Regions from separate parts of the Homo sapiens genome. Here region 2 is linked to region 1. A link is an interaction called in ENCODE POLR2A ChIA-PET data of the cell type or tissue named here. Cell type or tissue: OCI-LY7. All regions are shown on one strand. Each heading gives the region's core, and the rest is flanking DNA. Links, peaks and the distances in the headings are about the cores only.

What was found. ChIA-PET counts read pairs that join two places held together with the same protein. Peaks named below come from ENCODE experiments on the same cell type or tissue, not always from the same donor. Only the 100,000 strongest peaks of a DNase experiment are listed, where the experiment ranks them.
Region 2: POLR2A ChIA-PET joins it to region 1 with 5 read pairs; 2 of 35 experiments call an interaction of 5 or more read pairs at or near these places.

The regions. Positions count from the first base shown.
Region 1 is chr1:193,537,842-193,544,250 of GRCh38, reverse strand. The region is part of intron 3 of LOC124904475 (a long non-coding RNA gene); the gene reads right to left. Among named protein-coding and RNA genes, the nearest start is that of LINC01031, 240 kb to the right of the region's middle. RefSeq lists enhancers at 3,867-3,936, 4,187-4,396. In OCI-LY7, for the core only: no CTCF peak of the experiment used is centred there; a DNase peak (open chromatin) is centred at 4,030; H3K4me3 peaks cover 1,240 bases; H3K27ac peaks cover 1,423 bases.
Region 2 is chr1:194,083,164-194,089,572 of GRCh38, reverse strand. All of the region lies in intron 5 of LOC124904475 (a long non-coding RNA gene), which reads right to left. Among named protein-coding and RNA genes, the nearest start is that of LINC01031, 780 kb to the right of the region's middle. In OCI-LY7, for the core only: no CTCF peak of the experiment used is centred there; no DNase peak of the experiment used is centred there.

The sequences.
Region 1 (6,409 bases), core at 1,616-5,615:
CTTTCAAAATGGCACTTTAAACAGTTTCAAGTTTCAAATTATTGGAAAGTTTATATACTTTCTTTCTTGTCTTCTTGGACCTCTTCTATATTTTGCCATATTTTTATTGAATAAACAGCCACCCTTCATTAAAACAATTAATTCATTCATGCTTTAACTTCTTAACTTTTCAAGTACTCTCACTTTTCTCTCAACATTTTTGATCTGAAAAGAATGCGGAAGTGTGAATCTCTTATTTCTTCTCTCCTCCTCCTCCAGAGTTTATTTTAGATGTTTTTCTTCATTGCATCTTCAAGAATAGATGGTCTATTTGTGCTCATTAGCAAACTTCTGATTGCTTAGCAATTCCCTTAGGCTGAGGAAAGATTAGCCTTTTTTTTTCCCCCTTCGGCAAACTTAAAGTTATGCATCTTGCCTATCTGCCGTCTTTATAGTATTCTGGGTAGAAGAAAGGAAAAAAGATGGCAGGAGAAAGGTGGATCCCAAAATAAAAGCAATTAACCACCGAGACAAGTTATTTTCCTTCAGATATCATCCTGGAACACAAAAGCTCCTGGTGGCATTCCTGGTATCAAAATTCTCAGCATGCCTCTGACCTTACAGAAGCCCAGTGGAGCCAAAGTTTACAAACCAATCCAAGAGAATCTTAAACACAAGGTGAAGAACGCAACACAATACAGTTTTTGAATCCCCAGATAATCTGGTTTCTATTTTCCTAAGTTAATGAGTTCCACGTGGGGCCCAATTTTCATCTTATCCAAAGCAGTTCTGCTGTTTCTTCAAGGCCACACTTCCAGGCAAGTGGACAGAGGGGCTGATTCATCTGCTCCACATGCCCGTATGCCTCATGCTAGTTTTATTATAGAAAGACAATACACCTACGTAAAGGGAAAACTATGAATTGATATAAGGTATTTTTTTCTAATACCATTCTCCTCATTTATTTTGTTCTCAGTGCTATACATTCATTTGGGACATTTTGGTTTAAAGAAAATTATTCTGAAAAAATATTTTATATGACTATCATAAAATATAGTAAAGCACTGAAAAAAGCTCTAGTTTCTCCTGCCTGGGTAAGAGCTGAGACACAGATATCAGCACATAAAACTAGGTAACATCTCTTCCCATAAGAAATTGAGTGTTTTGTTCTGTTTTTATATATGCTGCTTTACATAGAGTAGAAAGTGAGGTGCCATGAAAAGGCAAGATGTGTTGGAGCAAGATTGAGAGTTCTGCAAGAGATGAGCCAAAAAAGGAGAAGGGATCTGGGGAAATGAATGACTCTGACATCACAAACCAGAGTTAGCAACGTGGCCAGAGGCACACAGTGGCAGCTGGAACTGGAGCCTGTCCTTACCCAACTCTACTCACAGCTGGTGTGCACTCAGGTACATAAGAAAGATTTGAAACAGGAAGAGTTATCCTACCAAGTGCAAACACTTCAGGAATGCAAGCAACCCTGTGGAGGGACCCCATGACACAGAAGACATCAGTGTTTATCTCACTTCAAAAAAACTGCTGAGTATTCCTGGCACCAAAACAGTTGAGAGCAAAAGTGACTGGGGTAAAACACAGGGTTTTTTTGTTTTTGTTGGTTTTTTGTTGTTGTTTTGTAAAGAAAGAAGAGGTTACAGAGAAATATTAGATATGGATGGGGCCAGATAATACGTGATAAAATTGGCAGACTAATTCATGAGGTTCATGTAAGACTTCTTACATCTAAAGAAACATCCTAGAGACACCTAACTTATCTTTTACTACGTGAGTTGCCAGGCCACAAGAAGCCACATATGGACCTGAAGGAAAAAACTGCACATCACAGAGGGATTCTAAACTTAACACTGGATGTGTAATTGGGATGGATTTCAGGTTTTCTCTTTGGGGAAAGGGGTAAATGTGTTCTGTGTATACAAAGAAGGGCACATGATAGATACTTGGTGGCCAAAGAATAGGACTGTAGTAGGGACAGACTAGCTGTCTACCAAAGATTCAGGCTCCCCTTCCAAGGTCCAGAGCCATCGCTGTGAAGTGACTTCCACACCAAGGACTACATTTCCCAACTCTCCAATATTGGTCCTGTAAGTGAATAGGAGGCAATGTGTTCTAGGCAGGAGCTAGGTACAGCACTTCTACACCTGGTTCAAAAAAACTTCTAGTATAATTCTTCCCCATCTGCCATCTGGAAGTCATGTATGGAAGAAGTGATTTTATCAGCCCATGTCTGTGAATACTCCATGAAAGAAAATTGCCACCCTCTCTCCACCACCACCAAGAGAATTTTTGTAAGAAATAAATTTCACCTACATTAAGACACTGAGATTTCAGAGTTCATCCATCTATTAAGCAGCTAATATGAGCATAAAAACATTTCATAAAACTGAATTTTGGAATTACCCAGTAATCCAAAAAGTGAACAGAGGATACAGTTTATTCAATTTCAATAAATACGATAGCACATTAAATTATAAGTGATTATAGTTTTAATACACAGAAATATCGAATATAAAAGTCACATAGGAATTCTATGCCCAGCATTATAGCAAGATATTCTCTAACCTAATCATATCTTTTAAGATGCAGGATTTAAAAATATCTTTTAAAATTCATCTAACCTAGCAAGAAAGTGGGGAAACTCTGAAAGGCAAAAAGTGACAAGAAAAGAGCGAATCCAGAGAGAGACCAAGTATTGAAATCACCAGTGGATTTCCAAAAAGCATTTGCAGATCACTTGGTTTTTACTGATAAACATGAGATTGAGAAAACAAAGCTTAAGGATCCCAGAAGATGAGATGTCAAATTACAATCCTCCAAAAAGTTGGCACTCAAAAGAGATGACAAGTCAGACAAAGAGTGAACTACATAAATAAAAGCACCTATGAAGGAAGACAGTGAGGAAAACTGCCTGACTAGGCCTAGGCCATGGGTGGAGAGAAAAAAATGTCTTGCCTGAGAATTGCTAACAATAAAGCAAACTTCATAACAGATGCGAGATCAGACTTTACATTATTTTTACAGCCTGAAAAACCTCGAGTAGAAAATAATTTAAGGTAGTCCAAATTGTAGTGCTCTCAGATGCTAGACAGAGGCAAACAAATGCTCTCTGTAGAAATGACCTCAACCTCAGACCCCAAAGAATTCCCACAGATAAAAGTCTCAACAAGCATAAGCTCACAATTGAAACACAAATCACAACTGGAAACAAGCCTGTGTGACTGAGACTTAAACAAATCAGTTCCACAAAAACTGCAGGTGTTTAAATTATCAATGTAAAATATGAATAATTAATGTTAAAAAAGAACAGATATCATATCTTATTTCAGGCTACTATAATAAATTACCATAGACTTAGAGGCTTAAACAAATATTTTTCACAGTTCTAGAGTTCAAGAATAGGGTACCAACATGGTCAAGGTTTTGGTGAAAGCTGTCTTCCTGGTTACAAAATCTCATGGCCTTCCTTGGTGTATGCATGCAGAGAGATCTTCTGTCTCCTCCTCTTTTCCTAAGAGCCCTGTGAGAGCTCTACCCTCATGACCTCATCTAATCCTAATCACCTCCCACAGGCCCCACCTTCAAATACCATCACATTCTTGATTAGGGTTTCAACACATGAATTTGGGGGGACAGACACTCAGTCTACAGCAGTTAGTAAAAGAATATAATGGCAGAATAAGCAAGTACCAAAACTATGAACCAGCAGATATGCAAAACAGTTAAGTAGAAAGGAAGAGTATAATATTAAAGTGAGAAATTCAAAGGAAGAGTTAAATAAGTTATTTGATATGGCAGAAAAGAAAGTAAGTTCAAAGATAGAGAGCTAAAGATTGAATGCAGAATGAAACACAAAGAGACAGATGGAAAATATGACATCTGAGATGTTGTGAAACATGAAGTTCGGAGTGAGAAGGTATAATAAAGATCTACTAACGATGTGGTGGTGCCTCCTGTAGTCCCAGCTACTTGAGAAGCTGAGGCAGGAGAATTGCTTGAGCCTGGGAAGTCAAGGCTGCAGTGAGCTGTGACCATGCCACTGCACTCTAGCTTGGGTGACAGAGCGAAACCCTGTCTCACGCACAACAAAAAAACTACTAAGATTTTCAAAAGATCCTACAAAGAATGGAACAGAAGCTCTAACAGACGAAATATTGATGGGGAGCTGACAAAAGACACCCATCCAAAGACTTAGGTATCCCAGAACATCTTAAGCCAGGTTAATAGAAAGAAATCCACACCTAGACTCATAGTAAACCAAAAACAATTTTAAAAGATCTTTAAAGCAACTAGAAAAGTAGAACAATGAAACTGAAAGCTGACTCTTCAAAAACTGAAAGCTGGAAACAGCTGAACGAAGTCTTCAAGGTGCTAAACATATATACATAATTCTTAATCTCCGAAAGATTTTCAACAAGGATGCCAGGACCATTCAATGGAGAAAGGACAGTTTCTTCAACAAATGGTGTTGAGAAAACTGAATATCCACAGGCAAAAGAATGTAGTTGGACCCTTACCTTACATCACATTCAAAATTTAACTCAAAGTAGATCAAAGACCTAAAAGATCTGAACTGTAAAGCATACAAGGAAAAATAGGGGAAAATCTTCATGACATTGGATTTGGCAAGGATTTCTTGGATATAACAACAAAAGCATAGGCAACAAAAGTAAAAGCTTCTGTGCAAAGGGCACAATCCACAGAGTGAAAATGCAGCCTACAGAATGGGAGAAAATATTTGCAAATCATGTATCTGATAAGAGGTTAATATCCAGAATATAAAAAAAAATGCCTTTAACAAGAAAACAGCCCAAGCTTTTAAAACAGACAAATCCTTTGAATAAACATTTCTCCAAAGATGATATATAAATGACCACGTATATGCAAAGGGACCCAACATTACTAATCATTAGGAAAACGCAAATCAAAACCCCAATGGATATCACCTCACGCCCATTAGGAATTCTACTATCAGAAAAAAAAAAAAAAATGGAAGTTAAATGTTGGTAAGGACAGGAAAAAATTACCAAGGATGGGAAAAATAGTGTTGGTGGGAATGTAAAATTGTACCGCCACTATAAAAGATAACCCTCAAAAAAAATAAAATAAAATAGAATTGCCGTATGATCCAGGAATTCTACATCTGGGTCTCTATTCAAAAGAAAGCAAGATCTCAAAGACTTACTTGCCCACCTATGTTTGTAGCAGCACTATTCACAATAGCCAAGTGGTGGAAATAACGTAGGTGTTGACCAGCAGATAATGGATAAACATAATGTGGTATATACATACTGATATGGTTTGACTGTGTCCCCACTGAAATCTCTTCTTGAATTCCCCACGTGTTGTGGGAGGGACCCAGTGGGAGGTAACTGAATCATGGGAACAGATCTTTCCTATGCTGTTCTCATGATAATGAATAAGTCTTATGAGATCTGATGGTTTTATAAGGGGGAGTTTCCCCACACAAGCTCGCTCTCTCTCTGCCTGCTGCCATCCACGTAAAATGTAACTTGCTCCTCCTTGCCTTCCACCATGATTGTGAGGCCCCCCGAGCCACGAGGAACTGTAAGTCCATTAAAACTCATTCTCTTGTAAATTAGCCGATCTCAGGTATGTGCTTATCAGCAGTGTGAAAACAGACTAATACACATACAATGGAATATTATTTAGACTTAAGAAGGAAAGAAATTCTGACCACATCCTACAATACAGATAAATCTTGGACACACTATGCTAAGTGAAATAATCCAGTCACAAAAGACAAGTGTAAGAGTCTTCCCTTATCGTCAGGGGATACATTCCAAGATCCCTGTGGATGCCTGAAACCAAGGGTATTAATGATGCCTATATATATGATGTTTCTTCCTGTACATACATACCTACAATAAAGTTTAATTTATAAATTAGGCACAGTAAGAGATTAATAACTAATAATAAAATAGTACAATTATAACAATATGCCAGCATCACTGCTCTTGTACTTTGGGGCCATTATTAAGTAAAATAAGGGTTACTTGAAAACAAACGCTGCAATACCTGGACAGGTGATCTGATCACTGAGATGGCTACTAGGTGCCTACCAGTCAGGTAGCATATGCGGAAGGGCTATGCTGGACAAAGGAATGATTCACATCCTGGGCTGAATGGGACAAGATTTCATCACACTACAAAGAATGTCACCCAATTTAAAACTTACAAATTGTTTATTTCTGGAAATTTTTATTTAATATTTTCAAACCACAGTTGACAGCAGGTAACAAACTGCAAAAAGTGGAACCACAAGTAAGGGGAGTCTACTGTACTGTATTATTCCTCTTACATGAGGTATCTAGAGTAGTCAGATTCATGGAACCTATTCACAGAAACAGAAAGTAGAACGGTGGTTGTCAGAGCCTTGGGGGAGGGGGAAAGGGGG
Region 2 (6,409 bases), core at 897-4,896, 550 kb before region 1:
AATCAATCTCAACTAAATTAAATCTTTAAATGTGAAAGAAAAACCTCTACTTTTAGAATAAGATATTTAGGTTGGTGCAAAAGTAATTGTGGTTTTTGCCTTTTTTTAATCAAATGGCAAAAACTTTTGCACTAACCTAATAAAAGAAAATACATTTATGGAACTGGGATAGAAAGAGATTTGTTTAGAAAGAATAATTTCTCAAAGCACAAAGATTAATGAAGAAAAAGATTAATAAATTTTACTATATTAAGAACTTATGTTGATTAAATGATCCCCCAAAGACACAATAACAGAAACTACAAACTCAAATAAGACATATGCAACATATAATTAATACTGAATTGCTCTCTTGAATATATAAAGAATTACATATCCATAAGGAAAAGCCAAACAGCCCAATATATTAGTAGAAAATAACATGTACAACAAATTGACTGATAAGGAAAAATATATATTAATAAAATACTAAAATATTTTATTCCAACTTCAGGAAAAAAATAAAAGATAACACCAACTATCAGTAAAGATATAGCAGCAGAAATTTCTCAGCAATGGTAGTGCTGGGGACACCTCCTACATCCCCCCCAAAAAATATATATAGAGAGAGAGACAGAGATATAGATACAGAGATAGATAGATGGATGGATAGATAGAAAGATAGATAGATAGATAGATAGATAGATAGATAATTTCAATGTGTGCAGACACTAAAAATTGTCTATCACACTACAAAGTACATGACTTTTCCCATTGTTATTTGATTAGCAAAGAATCTTGACACTATTTTGAAAATGTCAACAGCCTTTTAATATTTCAACAGTAGATTTTTTTTAAAAAGCGAATTCTTTGACATCATCAATATACACCTAATTGTTAAAAACTAGAAGGTCACTGTTTCCACCCAGTTGGATTTTGAATGCAAACAACGTAATTGCTATGCGATTACCTCTGTTTTGTTTGATTTGTCCATTTTAGCATTTTATATTATTTTTGCAGTATGAGTTCATTAGTGTCTTTCTGTACAAGATTAATGGTGGCTTCTATGGTGAAAGTTAAATCAAATAATATAGACAATTTTTTGTTCTCTCCTTTCTTAGACATTTTATAAACTGGGATTGGTGCAATATAAAAAATTAAAAATTAGTCATATTTTAACTATCAATGCACATTTTCTAGAGGTATTATAATGATACTTATATAACCATTTAATATAGTATATTGTACCACCATGAAGAAATAATGACTTCATAACATATTTGCAAATATTTTTTAAAGATGGTTTCTAAGTAGCAGAAATAAATGTAATAATCTTTGTTTTTCTCAATTTGGTTTATAAACTCCCTGAAGCCAATTTATTAATTCCATTGGATTCCAAGAACCATGCGGTAATACTTCCAAGTCTCTATTGCTGTTTGATCATGTCAAAACTAAAGATTAAATATTGCTATAATTATAACAATCTGAATTATCTTTTCAAGGTTAAAATTTGTTTTAAGCAAGATCATTTGCATAAATATATAATAATAAAATACCCTATACTTATTGAATGTATTGTGCACCAGACAGCATTCTAAACTTTGCATTCATTAACTCGTTTAATGATGACAGAGATATAGCATCCTCGTTTTAGAGATGATGAAGCTAAGGTGCAGAAAAATTATATAATTTAGCTAAGCGATCACAACTTGTAAGTAATAGAGCTGGGATGTGAATGTGAAAAGCCTTGTCCCAGAATCCAGATTCTGAGGTACCATGTACATTTATCTCTAATTAAGAGTTTCCATAAGTAAATATAAAAGAGTCTTTATGTAAAAAACATACTTGCATTTTAAAAGCTTGTATTGCACTGCAAGGATCTAGATTTAGTAATATTAAGTACTGACATCTGCTACTGTGCAAAAAGTAAGACAAGTTTGTGTGGTCAGACTTGGTGGGAATGCAGGCAGATTTGCGTACTCGTGTGTGTGTGTCCACACACATCCATCCATGTGCCAGTGCACAATAATAGACTGAGTGGAATTAAGCTTGCCCCTGAAAATGAAAAGCAAAAGTCACCTCAGTCAGGTAAAAATGATGCAGAGAGTAGTCACAATCAAAAAGATCAATTCACAATAATAGGCTTGTTCAAACAGTCTGAACTAGGCAACTGAGAATCTGACAGCCAGAATTATGCAGTGATTCAAGGTGCTGGGCAAGAAACAGGACCCTTGAAATGGGATTCAGGACTCAGCACAAGATGGCTGTTGCTAAGGAACCAGGAAAGAAAACTGCAAAGACAAGAAAAAGACACAGGAATGTAGAGCAAGTAAACAGTACCAGAAATAGGGTACAAGGTGGGGACAATCTCTTTGAACTTGGCAGAGGTAAAAAGAAGGTGTGCGATTCAATGCTCAATTATCAATGATGAACTAGAGCATTTTCAATTGCATTTTCAACTTTTTCATAAGTCTGCTGGCTAGGTGAAATAAATTTAAATACACAGATAAATAGTCATCAAAATTATTAATATAAATGTTATGCATCATTTCCTGGGCAGAACAATGTGTGAATCACTTAATCTTCTGACTACCAAGCAACTTCTCAACTTCTCAAAACAACTTTTTCTGTAGGTTATTATTTACCAGAGATAACATAGGTAATAAGAAAATTGTGATTTGGGTCCAGAAATATAGTTTCTCTCATAATGAAAATGAAAGAGAAAGATTTCTGGATAAGGGCACTTTCTTACTAGAGAATAGACTTCCACTGAGGATACTCATTGTATGAGGCAGGAATAGTGTTAGATGTTTTCTGTATTGTATCTAATTTAATTCTAACAATAGCCCTATGGCATAAATATGGGTATACCTTTCCCTCGATTACTCAATGAAACTTGTTTTTCAGGGAATTAATATAATATTGACATACTGTCAACAACACACAAGTATCACCTATCAAGTAGTGTTATCAACACAAAGATGGAACCATAAGAAAGCTGTAGGTCTTCAGAGTTGATTTACCAGAATACTGAACATTTGAATTCAGTTCCCTTTGGCATCTGTTTTTTCTTTGAACAACCTGACTAGTGGTAACAAACAAACTTCAAATTTGAGCATTTTTTTTTACTGTCTCTTCTATAAGAGGTAACTGATAGCTACCTCTAAGTTCTCATATAATTACACTTTCTAAGCAATATTAACCTATAGTTATAACTAAAACAGTAATATCAAAACTAATTTTCTGAAACAATATACAAGATGGAAAAGGTGGTATTTGAGTTGTGTGAAGATTTTTCTAGAATAATGGAAAGAAAAGGGTATTGCTGGCAAAGGAACTGTCACATGTATGTTCAAAGCTGTCTTGAAAAGAGCTATCAGATTTGACAATTTTGATCATTGATAAATTAGACTAATCAGAGGGAGAGGTAAATGACAATAGCTGGAGGAAGTAGGGATTCCATACTGATATCCATTAAGAAATGAAGAAAAGAGAAGGCCCAGGTGATTTAAAGTTAAAATAGCAAAGACTTAGTTTCAGATCACAAAAGAGCATATCTATAGGTAAAACTAGTGAAATCACTGAGAAAGTACTTCACCAATTAATTTGAAATGATATTTGAGAAGAAGTAGAACAAAGATCTGGTAAGTGTTCTGGCTCAGAAATGAGACAGAGGAACAGAGGAGAGCAGGCTTTGCCATGCGATAGCTTTATGAGCCTGGGCAATTGTTTTTTCTCTCTAAATCTCAGTTTCTTCATTAATAAAGTTGAAATGCCAATACTAGCTTTATCGTGATACTGTGAAAATTAGACGGCAAAATGTAGATAAAGTGCTTAAAAAAAACGCCAGGTATGTTTGTGGGAACAATGTTTGGAGCTGAGGGAACAAAGGGGAATAAGACTGCCTCTGCCCTCAAAGAACTCACAGTGCAGAGAAATAGAAGTTAAATACAACAGAGTAAGTGCAAAGTTAGAGACACATATAGGGCATCACGTGAACACAAAAGCAGGGCATCAAACTCGGCATGTTTTACTTAGAAAAGAGGCCCAGGAGGAAATAAGCCTTGAGTTAAGTCTTAAAATATAAGAAGTCATCAATGAAGCAAAAATAAAAGGCATTCCACAGAGAAAAGCCAGCACAGAGAAAGAAATAGAGTTGCGGGGGGGGACGGGGAAAGGCTAAATAACAGTTTCTCAATGCTGGTGTATTAGATGTGTGGCTCAGAGTAGCCAGAAAAAGGCCTGGAGAGAGAGGCCTGGAGAGAGAGGCTGATTTCAGGGGCTTGTGCCTGCCATATGGAGGAGCCAGGGCTTTATCAAGCAGCCAATGGGAAATTCTTGGGTGATATTAAAATCTGACGCGACCAGACTTCTAGTTCAGAAAGATTGTGCTGGAAAAAGTGTGGGAAATGAATTTGAGCGGGATAAGAAAGGAAGTAGGAAAATAAATTACACATGTTTGGGTTTTGATGGTTATAGTATATTTATATGTTCACTAACTTGGTGTTTGGATAGTGCTTTATAAATTTAGAACTGAATCATATTAACTCATTTTGAAATGCATTCTAAACAAGCTTACTGAAACCAAAACTTCAGATTAAAAACAAACAAACGAAGATGGTTTCAGAAGCACCTTCTTGTTAAGCCAAGACCTTAGTAAGAGCAATATCAATAGCATCTGTTAAGCATGAAGGACATATTTCCTGTTAGGCGGTGAGCCGATAAATAGAAATAAATTAATGCACATAGAGAAGGCTGTTCCTGCTTTCAAGCACAACTCATTTCATTGTCCAAATCTCTGGCATTCCAGGTAGTTGTGCCAAGTTCCAACACTTCTCACTAGAAAAATCATTACTGCTACTTTACAGAAGAGCAGACCGAAACAAACATGTAAGCCACCTGCATAAATTCCTAAAACAATTTTGTGACAAGCTGAACCAAAATTGCTATCTCTTGAGTGAGTCCAGGGTTGATACTTTACTAAGAATGTTCAAATGTTGACTTTCAAGTTCTTTTTTCTCAGACTCTGAACAATGGAGTGAGAAGTGGAGCCTTCAAACTTTCTTCTCATGGATGCTATTAATATTTGTTGTGATATTCTTATTTATAATGCTTCACTATTTTCTCAAATCACCTTGAATAATGTACTTAGTGTAGCAGTTGTGCTCCTACCTGAGACCTAGCTGAGACTGAGCTTGACATAATCAAGCTATTAAGGCATTTGCCTCATTTCTCCATTAAATAGTAAAGAAAAATTGAGAGACAACATTGTAGGTAGAGAACTCACTTTTCATAAAGGACACTAGCAGCATTGACAGTGATATAGTCCATCCTCCCTCCATTGAATTCTGAACAGTACATAATGATAAGAAGGCCAAGGATAAAGGACATGAGGTAGCCTACTCCTGAGTTCATGTGAAGTACCCATTTGTGACACCGCAGAGCTACTGTGATCAAATTTTGGAGATACAAAGGCCCTGCAATAGTTTCAGTGCTGTTTACTTTGTGTATTTTGTAAATGCAACTTTATTTGTATGAGCATCAGATTGTTACTACATCAGGAATAAATAGTTAACAATGTGGATTGCACTGGACTAGCTTAGGAGCAATCCATGAATTCTCAATTGCCTGGTACACTCATAGATCCTTTTTAAAAATGATCACAGGAAAAAATACCATTAAGAAAGTGAAAAGAAAATACAGAAACTGAGAGACAAGTTTGGCATGCCATGTATCTGATAAGGGCTTGCATTTAGAATATATAAATATATAAAAAGCTCATATAACTTAATAATAATAATTTTAAAAATATGTGTCCTCTTTTATACCTGATCCTCAAGCTTAGGCATTTCTTACAAATCAATCTTTGTCCCCATCATACTATGTAATGAACACACCAAGGATTATATGGTGGTTTCAAATACAGTCCTGTTTTAGTCCATTTTGTGATGCTATAACAGAATAACACAGACTGGGTAATTTTTAAAGAACAGAAAGTTATTTCCTCACAGTTATGGAGGATGGGAAGTTCAAGATCCAGAGTCTGGCATCTGGCAAGGGCCTTCTTTCTACATCACCCCATAAAAGAAGGTGGGAGGCAGAAGGGCAAAGATAGGGCAAGAGTGAGAGCAAGGGCTGAACCCACCCTTTTACAATGAAGCCACTCCCATGATAATGCCGTTAATCCATTCATGAGAGCTGATCCTTCAGGGTCTAATCATCTCTTTATGGTCCCACTTCTTCATACTGAAGAGGCAATTAAATTTGGTAATAAAATTTCAACATGAAGTTTGGAGGGGACACTCAGACCATAGCAAGTCCCAATGCCATGGGACCTAACACAAATCTCATCGCTTGTCCCAAGCACTCTTCTGAAATCCAAATCATAAAAACCAAATATTTCCTAAAAATCCATTTTTGAATATTATAT